Linked DNA regions of Homo sapiens: region 1 is linked to region 2. A link is a contact called in ENCODE Hi-C or POLR2A ChIA-PET data. All regions are on one chromosome and are shown on one strand. Each heading gives the region's core, a stretch centred on a gene start or an enhancer-like site at or near the end of the contact. The rest is flanking DNA. Distances are from core to core; before and after follow the strand shown.

What was found. Hi-C counts contacts between places; a loop is a spot of excess contacts on that map. ChIA-PET counts read pairs that join two places held with the same protein, here RNA polymerase II (POLR2A). Pooled maps may share reads with other maps.
Region 1: a map of CD4-positive, alpha-beta T cell shows a loop between it and region 2 (2.4-fold over the local background). The contact joins two enhancer-like sites. A Hi-C loop is called at or near these places in 6 of 168 maps with a recorded cell type or tissue (CD4-positive, alpha-beta T cell, CD4-positive, alpha-beta memory T cell, CD8-positive, alpha-beta T cell and 2 more) and 11 of 50 pooled maps. POLR2A ChIA-PET finds 5 or more read pairs at or near these places in 11 of 52 experiments (CD4-positive, alpha-beta T cell, CD4-positive, alpha-beta memory T cell, CD8-positive, alpha-beta T cell and 7 more).

What each region holds. Positions count from the first base shown.
Region 1 is chr2:181,141,279-181,144,597 of GRCh38, reverse strand. All of the region lies in intron 1 of LINC01934 (long intergenic non-protein coding RNA 1934), which reads right to left. Among named protein-coding and RNA genes, the nearest start is that of LINC01934, 19 kb to the right of the region's middle. Within about 2 kb of position 1,862, at least 3 of the 41 ENCODE cell types and tissues checked have a DNase peak (open chromatin) inside an H3K27ac peak, as active enhancers do; they include CD4-positive, alpha-beta T cell, where a contact is called at or near this core.
Region 2 is chr2:181,105,165-181,108,785 of GRCh38, reverse strand. No RefSeq gene overlaps it. Among named protein-coding and RNA genes, the nearest start is that of LINC01934, 17 kb to the left of the region's middle. RefSeq lists an enhancer at 1,310-1,811. Within about 2 kb of position 1,790, at least 5 of the 41 ENCODE cell types and tissues checked have a DNase peak (open chromatin) inside an H3K27ac peak, as active enhancers do; they include CD4-positive, alpha-beta T cell, where a contact is called at or near this core.

The DNA.
Region 1 (3,319 bases), core at 613-3,112, 36 kb before region 2:
CTTTTCACAATTGTGTTGCAAAGACCACACCAGAAACAAGACATACAATACTTGATAACATTTTCTGCTTCACCGATGGAGGACTACAACAACATGTGAGGTTTTCTGGCCTTTAATTTCTTTGAAAAGGTCAAAACTGTTAAAAAGGAACTACTTACTGTATTTTGCTAAAAAACATAAACATTGCAACATTTCAGCTTTCAACTTAGAACATAGGAACATTGCCTCCTGCGATTTTGATTTTAGATAACCAACTGCAAATTCTGATACAACTCCTGGCTGACCTTATCAGTTTATATCTAGGGATGTTCTAATTAAAAATAAAATTGAATTCATTTCTTTATCATACTTTTATACAACCATAGATTTCCCAACTTCCTACCACAGTAGGAGGCACTGTGGCAACGTATCAATATAAACACAGTATGGAAAATTCTAAACCAAACCTGATGGGAAATGCACATGATACTATTATTTGGGCTATGAAAAAAAAAAAAACAACCTTGAGGAAGTCTTTTCTGATTTTATTTTCACTGCACTTTGCTATATGCTGGTAGAGTTTCAGTACATGTGAGCGCTGAGGCCCTCAAAGTAAAAATATGGAGGTCTTGAGGTCAGACCAGCTACCCTGCTGTCATTCATTTCCTGTGCTAAGGTTACACTGAAGATAGTTTTAAAGCTTTGATGTAAACAGAGCAAGATTAAAAAGAAAACTTGAAGAAAACAAACTTTCAGGAAAATAAAGGCCATAATTATTACATTAAAAACTCTGCCCTTTGTGCCTTAATATGACATATCACAAAAATGCCATTTTAATTGTTTTACCATATATTTAAATGTTTTGTATTTGTTGTTATTCCCAGCAGCTAACAATAAGAAAATAGCAACATTAAGGTCAGTTTATTGTTTACTAGAAATCATGATTCTAATGAGCTCTGAAGAAAATGTTAATCATAATTCTTTTGCAGTCTTGTAAAATAAATACTAATGCTTATGTATAAAGTATATATGAAGAAAATATGTATATGTGTGTGTATCTTGAATGGTGATTCTCTTTTTAAAATGATTTCATTTTTCTCTTTTCCATAGGAAAAACTGTTTAATCAATTTTACTAAAATTTCACAGCAGAACTCAAAACACATTGCAACAAAATATTTCAGCATATGCTGAGTAGTGCTCAGACCCTTTATATGCAGATATGTATTCCAGAAGAAGATGGCTCTATAAGTTTCATGCATTTAAAGGGCTTTGTCATAGAAAAGCCTTCGTGCTGGACCAAAGTCAGAGAATCTATAGGCTAGCCCTAACTTAGCCGTCTACTGTATGCTTGAGAGCTCTAACACTCACCTTCATATTATTAAAATGGATATAATTATGAAGTATTCAGAAGAATTAAATCCACTATATAAGTAAAAGCACTTAATAAACTGTAGAATAATAACACAAATGTAACATTCATATTATTAATACTACCTGGACTTTAATGCCAAGGTCAGTATTAAGATTCCAGTATATAGATGGAAATAACTCAAAAAAATCTTAAGTTAATTGTAAGAATAAGATAGGTTATCATTTTAATTTTTCTTTCATTATATTTTTGGAATTATAATGAAGATGATATTTTGAGGAGAGCAAAAAGTCTGCACTTATTCTTAAAGATAAGTGTTCCTCTCATACTTCTACTTATGACAAAACAAATTGTTCATTTCCTACTCCCACTTCCTAGACAAAACTCAAAAATGTTAATTTTTTAAAGAAGGCAGTGCAGCAACTCGATTTTAGAATCCTGTGAATCCTCAAATCCACCAATTACCTCTGTGACCACGAGTAAGTTACCTAACCTGTTTCAGTTTCTTCTTCTATGAAATGTAGATGACAATACTACGAACATCTCAGAAGACTGCTGAGAATATAAATGAGTTACACAGGTTTAGAACTTAGCATGTCTAACACAGAGTAATAACTCAATAAATGTTGTTACAGTATGACTACATATTTCCTCACATTGGCATTTTGGACATGCTGATCAACTCCCAATCTCTATTTGTGAAGACCAAAAAGGTTAGCATCCATCCCAGATTCGTCTTCTTTCATGTGTCAAGACACTTTCCATGTAGAGTCCATTCAGATGAAATTACAGCAATCCCCTCTTTCAAGTTCAATTTGTTTGCCAAAATCATCTGATCCAAGAAAACTCTAATACAATTAGGTAGCTTAATGGCCATAATTTCTAGTCTTAAATAATCACAGTAGACTTAGTAAAGATTTATTTCAAATTCTTGCCATATGATTTCATTTTTTTTCATTTATCTGAAGAAAAAAAGGTGTTTATAGAGCTGCTACCACATTGCAGGCATTATTTTAGGTGGTGGGATACAAAGTTAAGCAAAATCAAACAAACAAAAACTGAAAAACATAATCCCTGCCTTTGTGTAATAAGAAAGATAAATATTAAAGTAATTACACAAAATAAATGTAAATTTTCATCTATATTAAGTGATATAAAGGAGAAAAAGCCAGTGCTATGGGAATATAATTCTGTGGGAAAAAAACAAATTATGTTGGAGAGGGAAAGCTTCTCTGTGGAAGTGATAACTTAGTTAGTATTTGAAGAAACCATGAAACTAACAGAGTGAAAGCTACGAACAATCATGTTTAAAGTACAAGGAGCTACGTGTGGGTAACAGGGAGCATGGGGCTTTCAGGGCATGAAAAAGGGAAAGTGAGACTGGAGCTCAGAAAAGGGAAAGCATGGAGTGAATGAGATGAGGCTGGAAAAGGAAGCCAAGCCTTGTAAGCCATATTGAAGAGTTTGTCTTCTTTTCCTAAGGACAAAGGAACACCATTAAAGAATTTTAAGCATAGGTATATAGAAGAGAAGAAGGGGTTAATATAATCAAATATGAATTGTTCATGCAAACAACAATTTAGAGGGCGTCAGAGTACCTATGGAGAAACAAGCTGGGAGGTTGTTGCTGGAATTCAAGAAAGAGAAAGTGGAGGATTAGACTGAGCTAGAAATTTTGCTAGTGATGGAGGAAGAGCTTGGTTTTCTGCAAAATATACATTCTTCTCTTTCATTGCCCAGGCACATTTTTTATATAAAGACATTTCCCTTTTAAAACATCTAAAGAGTCAAAGCAAGGGGTAATCGTGGGTAAAAGGATCCCATATGCATTTGAAGTCATGAGGGAACAGTTAAAATGCCAGTTTCTAAATAATCAGTATTATTTTCCTCCAGGTAAAAGACCTTGTTTAGTATTAATATAAAACAACACTGAAAATGAACCAAAGGGAACAATTTTCATTGAAACACAT
Region 2 (3,621 bases), core at 541-3,040:
GATATGCTTGGGAATAAAACCAAGCATTATTGCATGGGTAGGCAGATGGTGCTTTTTTTTTCCTTAATTCAAAGCTTCATTTTTGTAAATAACAATGGAAATTGAACAACTGGCGAATATTAAGCTTTACAGACTATGTTAAGAGTTTTCAGAAGTGAATTTCCTCAACAATTTCTGCCTTTGGCATATTTAAATGTATACTGACTTGTGGTATTATTCATTCAATATTTCACATCTATGTGTTATCTTCACAACTGGGCTGTAGCCACCCAGAAATAGGGACTTTATTCATGCACATGGTGGGCACACAGTGATACCTGCTGAAAAAATAAAAAATTAGAAAAACTTGGATGACACACAACTCTAGTTTCTGGTATTGAGCAGAGACGAGCAAGGGTGGGCCTGGAAGTGAAATCTGAGGCATGTTACTTGAGTGAATTATCAGACTGGAGAAGAAAACTCCATGTACATTAGATATGAACTTCTTTCTTTCTTTTTTTTCCCATTATATTCTCAGAAGATGAACTAACGTAGAATTCTGGCAATGACTGGTTCTTTAAAAATAGCATATCATGTAAATAAATGAAAACTATAGTGCCCCTGAAGTTTTCAGAATCATTTCACCAAACATTGATTTTGCCACCAAATTACAAGTAAGCCAGATGCAAATAATTTATCAGTAGGAGCAATAAGAGAGATTATGTTATGACTATATTTTATTTGTCAGAAAAGTAACTAAGGTGTTGACTCTGAGATAGGGAATACACACACACACACACACACACACACACACATACATATATATATAGGTTTAGAAAACTATATGGTTCAAAATATGCCTATGATGCTCCTGATTCATATTTTAATGTATTAACTATTCCATAATTACTTAGAAAATTATGCTTCGATTCTGGTTAAAGATGGATTCTGCAAGAACATAGAAGCTTCTCATGCATACAGTATTTAAAATAGAATGAAATTAGCAATCTGTATCTTGAAATTATACATAACATTTAGCTTCATTTAAAATTAGAGTGCTAGAAGAAGCAGATTTCCATGGCATTTTCATTATGCAGAGAGGTAAACAGCAAATAAATAAGCCATACATGAATATGAAATTAACAGCATGATAATTGCTTTACTCCTAGAGTGTGTACAATATTAAATCCTCAAATAAACACTTACTTAACCTCATTCTCACGTGTGCCTATTGCTATCATCAAAAGCAGTATACCTAGAACTCAAACTAAGTCAAATTCCACGATGAGGTACAAAATCCTCAGAAATCATTGCCATGCCCTGGAAATTTCAGAGTGATTTCTTAGGAGTTCTAGTGCTGGTGGTATATTTGAAAACCAGTGAACACAAGAGAAAATTTAGAAATGAATTAAAAGAGTACATTTCACATATTATTATTATCTTGTTTATTCCATCATACTTAATTTCTTTGCTAATTCTTAAAAAGCTTCATCCAGATCATCCATATAGGCATTCCAGGGAAGTGCTTCCTTCCTGCTGAGACCACCTGCAAGCTCTCTCTCACTCTAACACAGACCCCTGCTGACTTGCTTTACAATATTTATGCAGGAAACTGTTAAACCTTATTTCTGTTGAATTGTTTCTTCTCTGCATAAGGCAGAAATGCTTTTCATAGTTTTCTTATGGCTCTTAACAACAACTAAAGCCTGTCTTGTGCTCTGGGCCCAGACTTGACCTAAATTTAACCCTAAGTAATGCTTTCTTCATCTTAGTCATAGCCTGAAAGTGACTCATTTATAAAGAGGCCACTGGTACAACTGGAGTTTTCCAGTAAGCAAGGGTTAAAAGGTCAGTAATAATGTTACTGCTACCCTTATGAGTATGCAACTGGTAGAGTTCAAAGTTATTTGGATATAACCTGACAAAAACATCTCATCATTTTCCACAGGGTACTTGAGAGTAAGATTCAGAAGGGATATATGGCTTGTGTACACATGAAACTGTCTTTCCTAGTCAGAGACATCAACCACTTCATTGGAAGCCAGCGACTAAAAAGTAAAATAAAATAAATTAAATTAAATTAAAATTAAAATTAAAATAAAACAATTATGAGATCCAAAGAAAGGAAAATCTTGTTGTCCCAAATAAGCACCTTTAAAAATAATTGTTTTACTGTTCTAGTGATGAAATTAGTATGTCTTTGTTGATCCACTTAAATTTGACTCAATGGGTAAATTTAAGCCTGAGGCTTTTATGCCATTATCAGAGGCTCTGTCAGTGAGTGCTTTAGCCTAATTACATTTGATGCAGCAAATCAACAAAACCACTGCTGGTATGACCTCTGCCAAGAGGACTAGCGAGCTAGACAAATGGAGCTTAAGATGTTATTAGTTGTTCTGTTGCAAAGTTCCTGATACATCCCGACAGGAGGCTGTTGCATGACTTGGGCATGCATCCTCCAGATGGCATTCTGCATTGGCTTGTGGCAAGGCTCACAGGGATACTGGCACATTTTCTCTGTCAAAATGAAAGTTTTCCAATTACAAGGAGATAATATGAGGAGATGCAAACTTAATCTCTTAAACAAAAGGTTGCAAGCTGTGTAATAGATATTTCAGGGGAGAGATTTCACTATAGTTCAATTGATTTAAACGTTGCAGATCACAAAATGTGCTATCTTTCCTAATAAAACCAAAGAATCAGCTGCAGTTGGTGCTATTTACTGGAACAGTGCTATAATGCTTTCATCATCTAAGAGATGCTTCTTTTAACAGTGTTCTTCCATGGAGTTGGAGTCTGTGCTCATTTTTTGTTTTTTTTCCTAATGTGTAAACAGGTACAAAGAAGCCATTTTGCTTTTAGTTAAACACCAAATGCCTTAAATGAAGTCTTCAAGTTTAATGTTAAAAGATACCAAATCATAGAATTTCATTAGGAAGACTACAAGTTAAATGGTAAGAAAGCCCTATTATCATCAAAACCTGTAAGACAACTTAGCTAAAATGCCAACAGTATTTTCTAACCCAGGGAATGCTAATAAAAATGGTATGTAGAACCCTCAATCCCTATGAGAATGAGGTGATATGCATCAACACTTATCCAAAAATAACTGACTCATCCAAGTAAATCAGTAAGTACCTTGTTGTAAGGTTACTTCTTAGAAAGATAGGGATTTTCAAGTTGACATAAAAATGCTAAGACAAAGCAGGGGAGCCCTCGTAGATCCGTTTCTACAAATCCAACAAGGACACTACATAAGTGTAGAACGTGTGCCAGCTCTGAGAAGAATGTTTTACAGGATAACTACAACCACACTCTTGTACTAAATGCATTAAACAGAATTTCAGCAGAGTTTAAGTGTTGAAATGATCATACAGTTCTAATGTAAGCAAAGATTCTTCAATATTGATACTGGATTACTTTCTTCTGTGGTTTAAAGAGAATTAACTGATCCAAAATTTCTAAGCACATATTCAGAATATTAAAAGAGAAAAGGTACATTTCCAAAAATTAAGGTAATTCATATACAGAAAAATATTTTTATCTCAAATTTCAAAACATTTAAAAAATATATTTTAGCCATTAAGATGAAGATCAATGTCACAAGGTTGTGCATAAACACTGAATTGCAGTCAATAAGGT